2 separate regions of the Homo sapiens genome follow, and region 2 is linked to region 1. Evidence: chromatin contacts called from ENCODE Hi-C data. All regions are on one chromosome and are shown on one strand. The core of a region is the stretch at or near the end of the contact, and the rest is flanking DNA. Distances in the headings are between cores, read along the strand shown.

Region 1 (5,721 bases), core at 1,802-4,301:
CCAAAGACCACCATGACTTCAGTGTCCACCCGCGGGAGAGCTATGCAGTGGTTAACACGGGAGATGTGGCTCTGTGTACCCTGAGAAGGAGCAACCTCCAAGATACGTGCATACATTTTTTAAAGTGTGCTATCTTGCCAGGCATGGTGGTGCACACCTCTAGTCTCAGCTGCTTGGGAGGCTGAGGTAGGAGGATCTCTGGAGCCCAGGAGGTCAAGGCTGCAGTGAGCCAAGGTGGCGCCACTGACTCCAGCCTGGACCACAGCGTGCAACCTTGTCTCTAACACAAATAAATTGTAAATAAAAATAAAGGGTGCAGTCTTTATGCTTCACTACCCTTTGTTTAAAGGAAGGTTTGCATCCATTGAGGTACAGAAAATTTTAAAAACAAACAAAAAAAGAACAAAGAGCAAAGCGGGGCCCCAGGCTCAGCAACTGCGTCTGGAATGACAGAAAAGCAAGCGCGTGTCTAGGCCGCTGCTCTGGGCAGGGCCGGGAGGCAGGAATGGTGGCCGTGACCCTAAGCCGCTGCTCTGGGCAGGGCTGGGAGGCGGGAACGGTGGCCGTGACCGTCAGTTTCCACACTCTGCCTTCTGTGTTCTTGCATTTTCCCACATGCGTGTATCATCTTTACAAACAATTCAACCTACAGAACCCCTCTGTCTCCTGACACCCCAGCTTCCTGTATGTCCCAAAAAGAACCCTCGAGCTCCTGTCCCACTCCTAACACGGGGGCTGGCGGCTTCTCAAAGACGGCCCACATCCCCACTCTAATTCCCAAGATTCAACACACTCATGACAAAAAATACGTGTTGACCAGAAACCTGGCCTGCTTCAGACGTCAAGCCCTGACCACAGCCTTGCAGCCCACAGCTGCCCCGCAAAGCGACCCGATCCCTCGGCCGGGCTATGCGTCCATCTGCCCTGGGAACGTCCAGTCTGGCCCCTGACCATGTTCCCAGTCCTGGTCACCCGGCCCACCCTCAGCCCCACAGAGTAAGACCCCAATTCTGAGGGTAGCCCCGAAAGAAGATCCCCCAAGACAGGACCACCCCAGAGGCTGCTGCAGCTCCCTCTGCAGAGCGGCTCCAGCCCAGCACACTCCAGAGCAGACACTTCTTCAGGAGAATTAGGGAATAAATGAAGCAACATATGCTTCTCCTCTAAAAGGAGCAGCCTGGGTCTGGTTGGAGGAGGCAACGGCAATTGAATTTGTCAAGAGGGGCAGGGGTGGAACCCTCAGAACCTTGAAGCTACGTCTCCCTGCCCCCAGGACTGCAAGGTGCCCAGGCAGGGCTGGGGCTGAGCTGACAGCAAAGCTGAGTCCCGGCAGCAACTGGCTGCTGCTCCACCTCGAAGTGCAGGTTTTTACCTCTTAGGCCCATTTCCCAATGTCCCAGGTGGCCAGCAGCCTGAGAGTCGGGGGGACTGAAGGGAGAGATGGGGGTGGCAGGTGTCAGCCCTGTTCCCAGGGCTCACTCAGCTCTCCACTCAGAGAGGCACAGGCCACAGGGTACAGGGGAGGGCCCTGGGGGCTGAGAGGGGGCGTCTCGAGGGAGACTGGAGGGGCATGGGAAGGGGTGGGTAGGGCAGGAGACGGGAGGGGGTGGAAGGACGCATGCCCCTGCGCCTCCCCCGGGTGAGCTCCCAGCTCCCATCCCCAGCCCAGCTCTCAGCAGCCCAGGACAGGGCTCAGGAAAACTCATCTGTAAGGCGGGGCGGGAACAGCGTGCACCCGTGCACCTGGAGGGCTTGCTGGTGGAATGGTAAGGAGCCCATGCAGAAGGACCCAGCAGGCTTTGCCCACCACCCTCTCCTTCTGGAAGAACTGCACAGGCTGGGAAATCAGAAGGGATGGTGACAATTTTCTGGGTCTCTAAGAGGATGGTACTGAGGATGCATGCCCTCCCCACTCAGCCAGAAGACACTGGTGAACCACAGTATTGCTTGGGGAGTCGGGGGGGCGCTGCTGAACAAACCAACTTCCTTGTTACTCCTGGGCAAGGCAGGACCCTCTTCTGCCTCCAGGATTAGAGGGGTCCAGGGATGGGTGGAGGGGCCTCTCCTTGGAGCCCCTCCAGCCTCCACAGTTACCCCCACCCCCATCAACAGGGCAATAGACCGTCCTGCCCCGGTGCCCACAGCCACAGGACTGAACCTTCCTTATGAAGAGTGAATGGAAGGAGACTTGTGGCCATGAACGGGTCAATGCTGGGATGGCTGCAGTCCCAGGTGCAGTAGCCAGGCCTGCTCCACCCCACCCCACTCCCACTCCACTCTCAGGGGTCCTCAGGGCCAGGACATCCCTAGGGACCTCATACTCATGGCTCACTGTGACTTCACTCTGTCAGGCAGTGTTTGGGGCTGGGTGCTGAGGCTGGGTACTGAGGCTGTGTACTGAGACTGGGTGCTCAGGGCTGGGTACCGAGGCTGGGTGCTCAGGGCTGGGTGCTGAGACTGGGTGCTCAGGGCTGGGTGCCGAGGCTGGGTGCTGAGGCTGGGGACTGAGGCTGGGTGCTGACGCTGGGTGCTGAGGCTGGGTGCTCAGGGCTGGGTGCTGAGGCTGGGTGCTCAGGGCTGGGTGCTGAGGCTGGGTGCTGCTGAGGCTGGGTGCTTGGGCCTGAGCTGTGCTTACTTCTGCCTCCTCATCACCACCACAGCTCCACAAGGAAAGGGTCCCACCCATGTCACAGCGGGGAAACTGAGGCTCAGAGCAGGCACCTGCCCAAGGCCACCTGGCACATCACTGGGAGGGACCTGTGTGTCCAGCTGGCTGGGAGGCAGAGGGGCCACTACTAACCCCAGCTGCATGCAGGAGGTGTTATTGGGAGGTGGTCTGGCTAACATTCACACAGAGACCCCGTGGAGGGAGCCTGTTTCTGACTTGAGCTGTACATGCTGCGGCTGCCGGCACTGCAGTTGGCACAGTCCCGCCTGTGACACACCCTCGGGACCGCAAATACAGCTCAGAGTGGTTCTCACAGCTCCCAGCAACACCGTGTAATTCAGGCCCCTGCCACTGCCCGCCCTGTGCCCTTCCCTGGAGCCAGGGCCCATCTGAGAGGCTCAAGGCTGCACCTGGCTGGGTAACCGCGGGGCACGGGGCCTAGAACCATGGGTCTGGGCGGAGGCTGCACTGCCGTTCCTGCCTCAGGAAGGCGTGGTGTGCCCCCACGGTGCCCTTCCTTTCCCACCCATAGCTAGATTTAGAAATGCCCAGAAAAGCCTGCAGTTGGTTTCAGGACACGGACTCCTCTGACTCAGAAACTACAACCTCAAATGCCTCCTGAGAGGCAGGGCATCAGCTCAGGAGGCCAGTGGGGGCCTGCAGACATAACCACCAGGTGGGACTGTGCTGCCAAAACAAGCATCCTCCCTCCCACAGTTCTAACCCAAGTCCTTCTCAGTGCATATGTCACTTTCCCACCAAGACAAGAGCAGGAAGCATTTCACTGTCTCCTAAAAGCAGAAGAGCGATGCGAACGTGATGAGGAGGGGCAGCTGCTTGTGGTACGGGGAGGCCATGGGGACCGGGGGGCCCTGGGGACCTCGCCCTGAGTGCAGGGGTGGTAGCCACTCGCCTCCAGCATCGTTTCCAGCCAGAGGGGGAAGCCCAGCGTGGCCACATCTTCCTCTTCTTGTTTTATTTAAAAAAAAAAAAAAAGAAATCCCAAATTTTAGATAAAATGTCTGTGTTTTGGAATACTGACAACCAATTTTTAAAAATTTAAGCCTCTGTGGGCTAGGAGAAGCCCAGTCACTGGCCAGAGTCAGCCTTCAGACCACGGTTCATGACCGTCCTATTGAAATGCTTTTTCCCTGTGACCACCAGGCCCCAGGAGCGGGTGCTCGGGGACTGGCATTCCCAGGTGCTCCTGTACTGGCACAGGGCTCCTGCACCCCCCAGGTCAGAGCCACCCCAAGGCAGGTGCCCATGCCTGGGACGCTTCCCATGCCTGAAGCCTGGGAAGTGGCCGCCTGGGAGGAAGTGGCCACCTGCAGGAAGAAAGAGCGCACCGTGGCGGGCCCTGGGACTCCTCCCAACCTCCCACACGCTCCTCGACCACTGCCCTTCCCACTGGGTGCAGCCTTGGCAGGACTGTCTATCAATATCGGGGGCTCTCCCACCTTAGACAACCAGACCACCTCCCTGGCCTGCACACCCTGAGCGGGGAACACAAGCGCCAGGAGTAGGTGCAGCTGAATTTTCCCTAAGGCCAGGCCCAAATGCCTTCCACGGCACCAGTCCCCATGCCCAGCACCTTCATTGGGTGTGTGGCTTCAGCAAGAAACGCTGAGTAGTGCACGCCTGAGCCCTCCTCTCGGTCCCTGGCTGAGCCAGCCCACACCTGCATCCACCCCTGTGTTAACCTCAGGTCCTCACTCCCTCGCACCCTGCCAGCCAGTCCTTAGGGAGGACAGAAAGTTGAGCTCCCACCTACCTGCGGCAGTACAGACCAGTTGTGCCAGCATGACTGGGATCCACCGACTAAACCAGCACGCATGTGGCATTCTGGCCTCCAAGGAGAACACATCTCTTTCCCTAAGTTCCTCTCCTCTTGTGGAACAGACTCACTCCTCCATACCCTCATTCATACAGCAAACACAGGCATGGGCGTGTCTCAGCACCCGGACATCAGGAAGGCGCAGTGAACATGAAACACCACCCCTGGGTAGCAGGCCTCAGAAACACCTCTGCCAGCAGGCTGACTTTACTCATTTGATCATATCACACAATTCCACACAAATACACACCTGGGTCAGAGCCCACAGGCTGGTGTTTACAGTCCTTTCTCTCCCCAGCTCCTGCCACTGCCTCACCTCTGTGGCCCCCTCCTCGCCCCGGCCCACTAACAACCTTGAATGCACTGCCCGTGCCTTTCTGATAATCACATACCAAGATACAAATGTTGCATATTTAAACACATATACAGAAACACACCCACGCATAGGGGATTTTGGCGTGGCTTTACAAAAATGGGATATGTATCACTCTAGTCTACGTCTTGTCCTTTTCACACAATGTTACCTTGGAAATCCCTGCAAACGCACTGGCATGGTGACAACCCCATTCTTTCACAGTTACACCGCGTTTCGTGACTTCATCATTCCTCTTTTAGTATAGAGATGAATAATCTCCCTTAGCGTGGATGTATTAGAATTTACACAATCATTAGTGTTATGTTTATTCATGCTTCTGTTATTTCTACTATAAATAATGTCAATATTCTGATTTTATACTTTTTTATGTCATCTTACTTGCTGATTCTTTTAATTCTCTGACATAGATTCTCATGGGTGTACTGAGAAGTTACAGGGTCTGTTCTGGATGAATTCTCTATCTGTTCCAATGGCCTACTTTTCTAGGATAATTTTATCCAATTAAAAGAAAAACTTGCCTTCTCTGGGTTCTTACTGGATCTGGGGTTGCTAATTTCAAAGGGGCAGAAATCAGGCCTGGGGAGTGGAGCAGTTGGGGTGGTGAAGGGTGGGTCTGGATGCAGATCTACTGGACAGCCCAGGGGTTCGTTCCCCTGCTTGAACTGCACTCAGCAGGAGAAGTTAGAAGCACCCAGAGATGACGCCATGTTTCTGTGACTCACATGTAAAGCAAAGCTACCCATTCTTGACCCTGGCTGGAGGAGCAATAAATTGGTACACGGTTCCCAGAGTGCAATGCGGCAATGTCTTTCAAAATCAAAATGCCTGTGCCCTTTGCCC
Region 2 (5,721 bases), core at 1,065-3,564, 130 kb before region 1:
CTTCCCCCAGTGCTTGACAGCACTCCATGGTTAGACCATGCCCTTCACCCTGGCCCCACCCTTCTGTCTGGCTCCTCCCCTCACCCTGGCCCCACCCCTATCTCCACACCCATGGCTTGGCCACCCCTGTCCATCCTATCCCCACCCCCTCTTTCTAGCCATTTCCTTCTCTGATCCCTCACCTCTACCCTGGCCCTGCCTTTACGGTGTAACCACACCTCTCCACCCTGACCAGCCCCTGTGGCTTGACCCCACCCCTCCATCCTGGCCCCACCCCCCATGACTTGACCACACCTTGACCACACCTCTCGTTCCCGCAGATCGAGCCCGCCCCTCCCCTACAGCTTGACCACACCCTGACCACACCCCCACCGTGGCCCCGCCCCTGTGGTTTGACCCCGCCCCTCCAACCTGGCCATGCCTCCTGTTTCACACCTGGCCCCACTGCTTCAGCACAGCACACCTGCAGAGGGCAGGAATGATCCCAAGGTGGGTGTAATGAGCTTTAATCTGTTGGAGTCAAGCCCAGCGCTTTGGAAACCCCTGGTTCTGCTCAGGCCTGAACCTGAGCAAGGCCCCTTCTCTAATCCAAACCCTGACTCCATCGGGTGGTGGGCGGCCTGCACTGGCTCTGGGCCCGGGACAGCTGTGCTCTGTCTATCCCCCTTCCCCAGCTGTCCTGTGTCTGCGCACCTGTGTCAGCACCTGAGGAAGGCAGCGCACTTGGTCTGTGGGGAGGAGCCTGTAGGGATGGGGTCCCCCATAGCTCCCCTGCCGCCCACATCCAGCCTGCCCAGTCTCCCCACCGGGAGCTCCCCTGAGTACCAAGACAGTGACACTCTGTGCACGAGGACCCCGCTGTGCAAACTGAGAATAATGAAGGCATTGAAGCCAGGCCAGCGGTGCCAGCAACTTCGTACCGCATTTCTCATGTTATTTCAATGTTGCCTCAGTCAGGAAGATTTTCTAGAGCCAGGATAACGGGGCGGCCATCGGTAGACGCGGCCTTGAGAGGAGACTTCTGGTCCGCGTATTTGAGGTCCCTGGACCGGAGGCCACTTCCCTTCTCCAGGCACCAGGGCTGGCGGTGGCCGAGGGAGCCACGTGCCTTTCTGGCGTCGGTTTCTCCTTCTGTACAACGGGCCTCGTGGAGCGCCCCTCCTAGGGCTCTGGGTTTATTTTCTAACTTTCATGGCTGCGTCCACGTTTATCCGTCCCCACTGCCACCGCCACCGCCACCACCACCGCCACCTCTTCCCAGGAGAACCGCAGTCCCCCAGCCCTGCTGCCTCTCACCGCCACCGGGCCATTCTCTGCAGGGGGCCAGAGTCACCTTTTGCTACGTTCACTGAATGGTCACTTGCTCCCCGAAAATCCCCTCTGTGGCTGTGCGTTAGCCCCAGCCCGAACCACAGAATGCAGCCAGAAGGGAGGCCTGGCCCCGCCACCCCACAGGAGAGCGGGAAACACAGAGCCGGGGCGAGGACTGGTAGGGGGCCTGGAAAGAGGGGACAAGGAAGAGGGCCAAGGTTGGAGGATGCAGGGAGGAGGGGTCAGAGAGGAGCAGGGAAGATAGGCAGGGAGGAGGATGCAGGCTGAAGGGCGCAGGGAGGAGGAGCAGGGAGGAGAGGCCTCATGAGCCGGGGGCTCAGGGAAGCGCGGTAACCTCCCCCAGGCTGGGGCAAGGGGAGGGAAAGTGGGCAGGGCTCAGGAGTCCCCTCAACTGCTGGACCAGGGAGACACCCACCTCCCACCCAGCAAGGTCCATCTTGGCTGGGGACAGACAGTAGGGCAGAGGCGCCACCAGGGTTGGGACCACATGGAGGCACTGCGGTGGGAGCTGGGGGCTGGGGAGTGCCCTCCTCTCAGGCTCCTCCCACGTCGGGTTCCTACCCACTCCTGTTGTCAGAACCTGGCCATCTTCTGCCCAGGAGCCTCAGGCTATCTCTACAGGGCAGAGCAGGGGTGGTGTGGCTGAGTCGGCAGGATACACACACACACTCACATACTAAAACACACATGCTCATGCACACGCACACACACATGCACACGCACACACTCATGCACACATACTCACATCTTACAGAACGCACACACACTCACACACCCATTTATGTACTTACACTCACATGCACTCACACACTCACATTCAGCACTGAGGCAGACAGGGCTTGGCAGGCTGACAATAGAAAAACGAAATTCTACCAAGATATTGAAAGAGGTTATTCTGAGCCAGTATGCGTGCCCGCAGCCCAGGAAACACAGCCTGGGCAGTTCCTGAGAGTGCCCCAGGGGCTGGTTACGGCTGATTTCATGCATTGCAGAGAGACAGGGCCTGCAGACACAATCACGAATCCATGCAGGGAAGGGATACGTCGGCTCAGCCCGCAAAGGCGGGACCACGGGAGGCCGGGGCTTACCAGTCACCGGTGGGTTTCCGGGATCTTTTTAGCTCACAGCTGGCTGAGAGAGCCAAGCTTTGTCTAAAGTCTTGGAGTCAGGAGAAGGGGTGCTGGGGTTAAGAGAACGGGTCTGCTGTCTGTCACCTGAGCCGTACCACAGTCAGGCTGGAAGGTGAGCCCCATTATACCAGGTTAATAGAAAAGCCCATTTCATGAGATTTTATGGTTTGTAGGGTGTGACTCCCCAGGACTCTTTGAAAGGAATCTGGGCAAGAGATGAAAAGGTCAGAGTTCAGTCCTCAGGGGACTGACCCTTGAGCCTGGGATCCATCTCCCTCCACCTTCCCCCAGCCCTGCTGAACCTCATTAATCCCAGGACACCGTGGCCTCCCCATGGGCCCTGACCCCTCTGCCCTCTGCCAGCGAGGCTCCCTCTATGTCCTGGCGGGTCCTGCTCACCCTGCCCCTCTCTGCCCAGCCCCTCCCCAGGGGGCGTGTCCCCACCCACGTCCCCCAGGCCTCGGCCCCTCCTGCACCCACTCGGCACTGCAGGACTGGTTGGTGTCCAGTTCAACTCTGTCCCTGACACAGGACCCTGTGCTCAGACTGCCCAGCCCTGCCTCACACACGGTAGGTGCTCATTAATTGACTGTGGAGGGGTAGTGGCCTAGAGAGGAATCTGGGTGTGGCCAGGTGGTCTCAGCATCTCCATCTCACCCTGGAGGGCTTCCTGCAGGAGGGTGCACTGGCCCCACAGAGAGCGCCTGTCCTAAGAAAATAATAGAAGGAGGGCTCTGCTTCCGGGCTCCAGCAAGTGCTTAGGAGCCTGATCTGGGGCCACCTGCAGGTCTGTCCACACTGGAGATGGCACAGCTCTGTGCCAGCCGCGCAGGGGACTGTGTGCTGAGCCAAGGGAGCCAGCACTTCTCTCTTGAAAAGCTGAGGCTGTAGGAAAAGGGGGGCTGCAGGCCAAAAGCCTCTGCGACACTCAGCACATAGTGGGGAAGGGGGGCGTCCCTAGGGTACCAGGAGGGAGAACCATGGCCCAGGAGTCACTGCCAACCCCATCCGGCCCTACCTGGCTGTCCACCAGGCCCCTGGCTCTTCCCCAGACCCAAGCTGCCCTGGGCCATTCTCCCAGGTCCCTGCCCCTGCCCTGGGCCAGGCCACCGTCCCTGATCGCTGGGCCAACAGCAAGGGCCCTGCCTGTGCAGGTGCCAGATGTGATCCCATCGCATGGCAGGGCTGAATTCAGCCACAACTCTTAGAAAGGAACAGAGAAGCCTGCACAGAACGCAGTGGGGACTGAGATGCGGCAGCGATCCTGCCACCCTGGAGGGAGGGAGGGAGGGCACTGCCAGAATTCTCACTTCACACCTCTATGTTCATCCTGAGATAGGAACGGATCCCTTGTTTATGGGGCAGACCCACACACCATATGTGGACTCTGTCCTAACGCCGGCACAGAGGGCAAACTGCTTGGTCAAAATCGCCCTTAGAAATCACCCCAAAACACAGTGCCCAATGGTTCTGCAAAATATATACAGAACAGACGCAAACATATTCAGGATGCAGAACACAGACTGAAATGAACAGCGGATAATAAATGGCGTATGTGTTAAATCTAACTGGGCATATTCGATTTGAACTATTTCTCTCATTTTGTCTTGCAAAATGCATATCTTGGAATTCCTATAACTCACATGTGGATATGGTGAGAATCCAAAGTTGCTGAATCATGGAATAGCCAGTCAGAGCCCAGGCTCCCTGAACAGCACTGGGCAGCCACCACCTCACAGGTGCAGAGTCTCACGTCAGCAGAACCAGAAAATCAATTACCCGCGCCACGGCTCCACAGTGAGGGCCGCTGTGAGCTGAGGGGCCTCTTGGGCCAGGCCCTGCTCTGAGCACCTTCCAGGCAGGACTCACTCAGCCCAGCACCCCAGGAGGTGAGCTGGCTGCTGCCCTCATTTTATGGAGGAAGAAACAGAGACATTAAGGAACCTGTCGCAGGGAGCACAGGAGTGAGAGGGGAGTGGGGTGGGGCCTGTGTGATTTTGATTCCTGCTCTGAACTGGCCACACTTGTGTTCAGTCCCCCATGAGGTCACCTGTGCCTGATTCCTCTTGGTAGCCTCAGTGACACACAATTCGTGAGGGAATGAATGAATAAATGAAAGAACAAACCAACAGGTGTGGGTCACTGTCCCCAAGTGATGCTCTTTGAGCCAAGCTCAACCTTCTCGGCCCGGGTGGTCAGGGGAACGTTCACTGCTCAAAGAGTCCCCTCCACTCTGCCAAACACCCCCTGTGCCTACAGAAGCCACGCCCAGGAGCCCCTCTTAAGGTTCACAGTAGCTGAGTTTCCCCAGGTCACTGACTCCCAGGCGGCACTGGGCCCATCTTAGGCTATGGTGGGACTGAGGCTGGTGGGACCAGGACCTGAGGGCACTGGGACAGCCCGGGAAGCCAGGTCTTGGTGGGTGGAGAGGCCACCACCCCAGGCTCTGCTCGGAGGCCCCTCAGCCTCCCTGGCTGTGTCCAGCAGGCTGACCCTCGGGGTCCGGGCTCCGAGTCCACTAGCTCCTGCCTGGGTTTGGCCAACAAAGGGCACAGGCAGGAGCAGGAGGAAAGAAGGAGGGGGCACAGGGTGGGCCCCATGCCCTGAGGTTTCCTGCTGCATCCTCCATGGCCCAGAGTCCCCGGGACAGCCCTCTGCATCACTGCCTCCCACTGACCTGGGCAGGGCCCTATATGCCCCCTCCTTGCCCCCCAGCCCCAAGGCTGTGGCTGTGGTCACTCTCTGGGTGGCCCCAGGCCCTGCACCTAAATCTGCAGTGAATTCCCCCTGTGCTCTCCTGCCTCCCATCGAGTCACCCTCAGCCTCCCAAGGAAGTCGGAGCCCAGTGGGGCCAAGGGGGCTGGCTGGGGTGGGGCTCCCCGTGGTCACCGGCTGTTCTAAACCATGGCCCTGTGGCAGCCTCGCAAGACAGAGGAGGATGTGGGGACAGAGGGCAGGACGTGTCTGAGGCCACATGGTTTGGGGCCCGTGAGGAGAGAGGCCTCTCCCCTTGGTTTCACCTGGTTCTTCCACCTGGGAGGGGTGCAGCTTTCTTCCTGCTCCCACCTGGGCCCCACAGGCCACAAGCTCCTGGGGCGGCCTGTGGTCTTCCTCTTTCTCCCTGTGTGGGGCCCGGGGGCTTTAATGCTGTTAAGCTGCCCTGAAGCATTTGTCCTGGGCTGCGGAGGCCAAGGACAGGGCCTGACGGGGTGAAATGCAGTTTCCTCCCAGGTCTGGGCATCCCCTGGTCTCCCTTTCA

What was found. Hi-C counts contacts between places; a loop is a spot of excess contacts on that map. Pooled maps may share reads with other maps.
Region 2: a loop to region 1 is called in a map with no recorded cell type, with 5 times the contacts of the local background. The contact joins two enhancer-like sites. A Hi-C loop is called at or near these places in 9 of 37 single-sample maps with no recorded cell type and 4 of 50 pooled maps.

The regions. Positions count from the first base shown.
Region 1 is chr12:131,090,826-131,096,546 of GRCh38, reverse strand. The region is part of intron 15 of ADGRD1 (adhesion G protein-coupled receptor D1); the gene reads right to left. Among named protein-coding and RNA genes, the nearest start is that of LINC01257, 71 kb to the left of the region's middle. RefSeq lists enhancers at 4,449-4,608, 5,069-5,168. Within about 2 kb of position 3,051, at least 3 of the 41 ENCODE cell types and tissues checked have a DNase peak (open chromatin) inside an H3K27ac peak, as active enhancers do.
Region 2 is chr12:131,219,029-131,224,749 of GRCh38, reverse strand. No RefSeq gene overlaps it. Among named protein-coding and RNA genes, the nearest start is that of LINC01257, 57 kb to the right of the region's middle. RefSeq lists a silencer at 1,806-1,977 and enhancers at 2,172-2,271, 2,492-2,571. Within about 2 kb of position 2,314, at least 2 of the 41 ENCODE cell types and tissues checked have a DNase peak (open chromatin) inside an H3K27ac peak, as active enhancers do.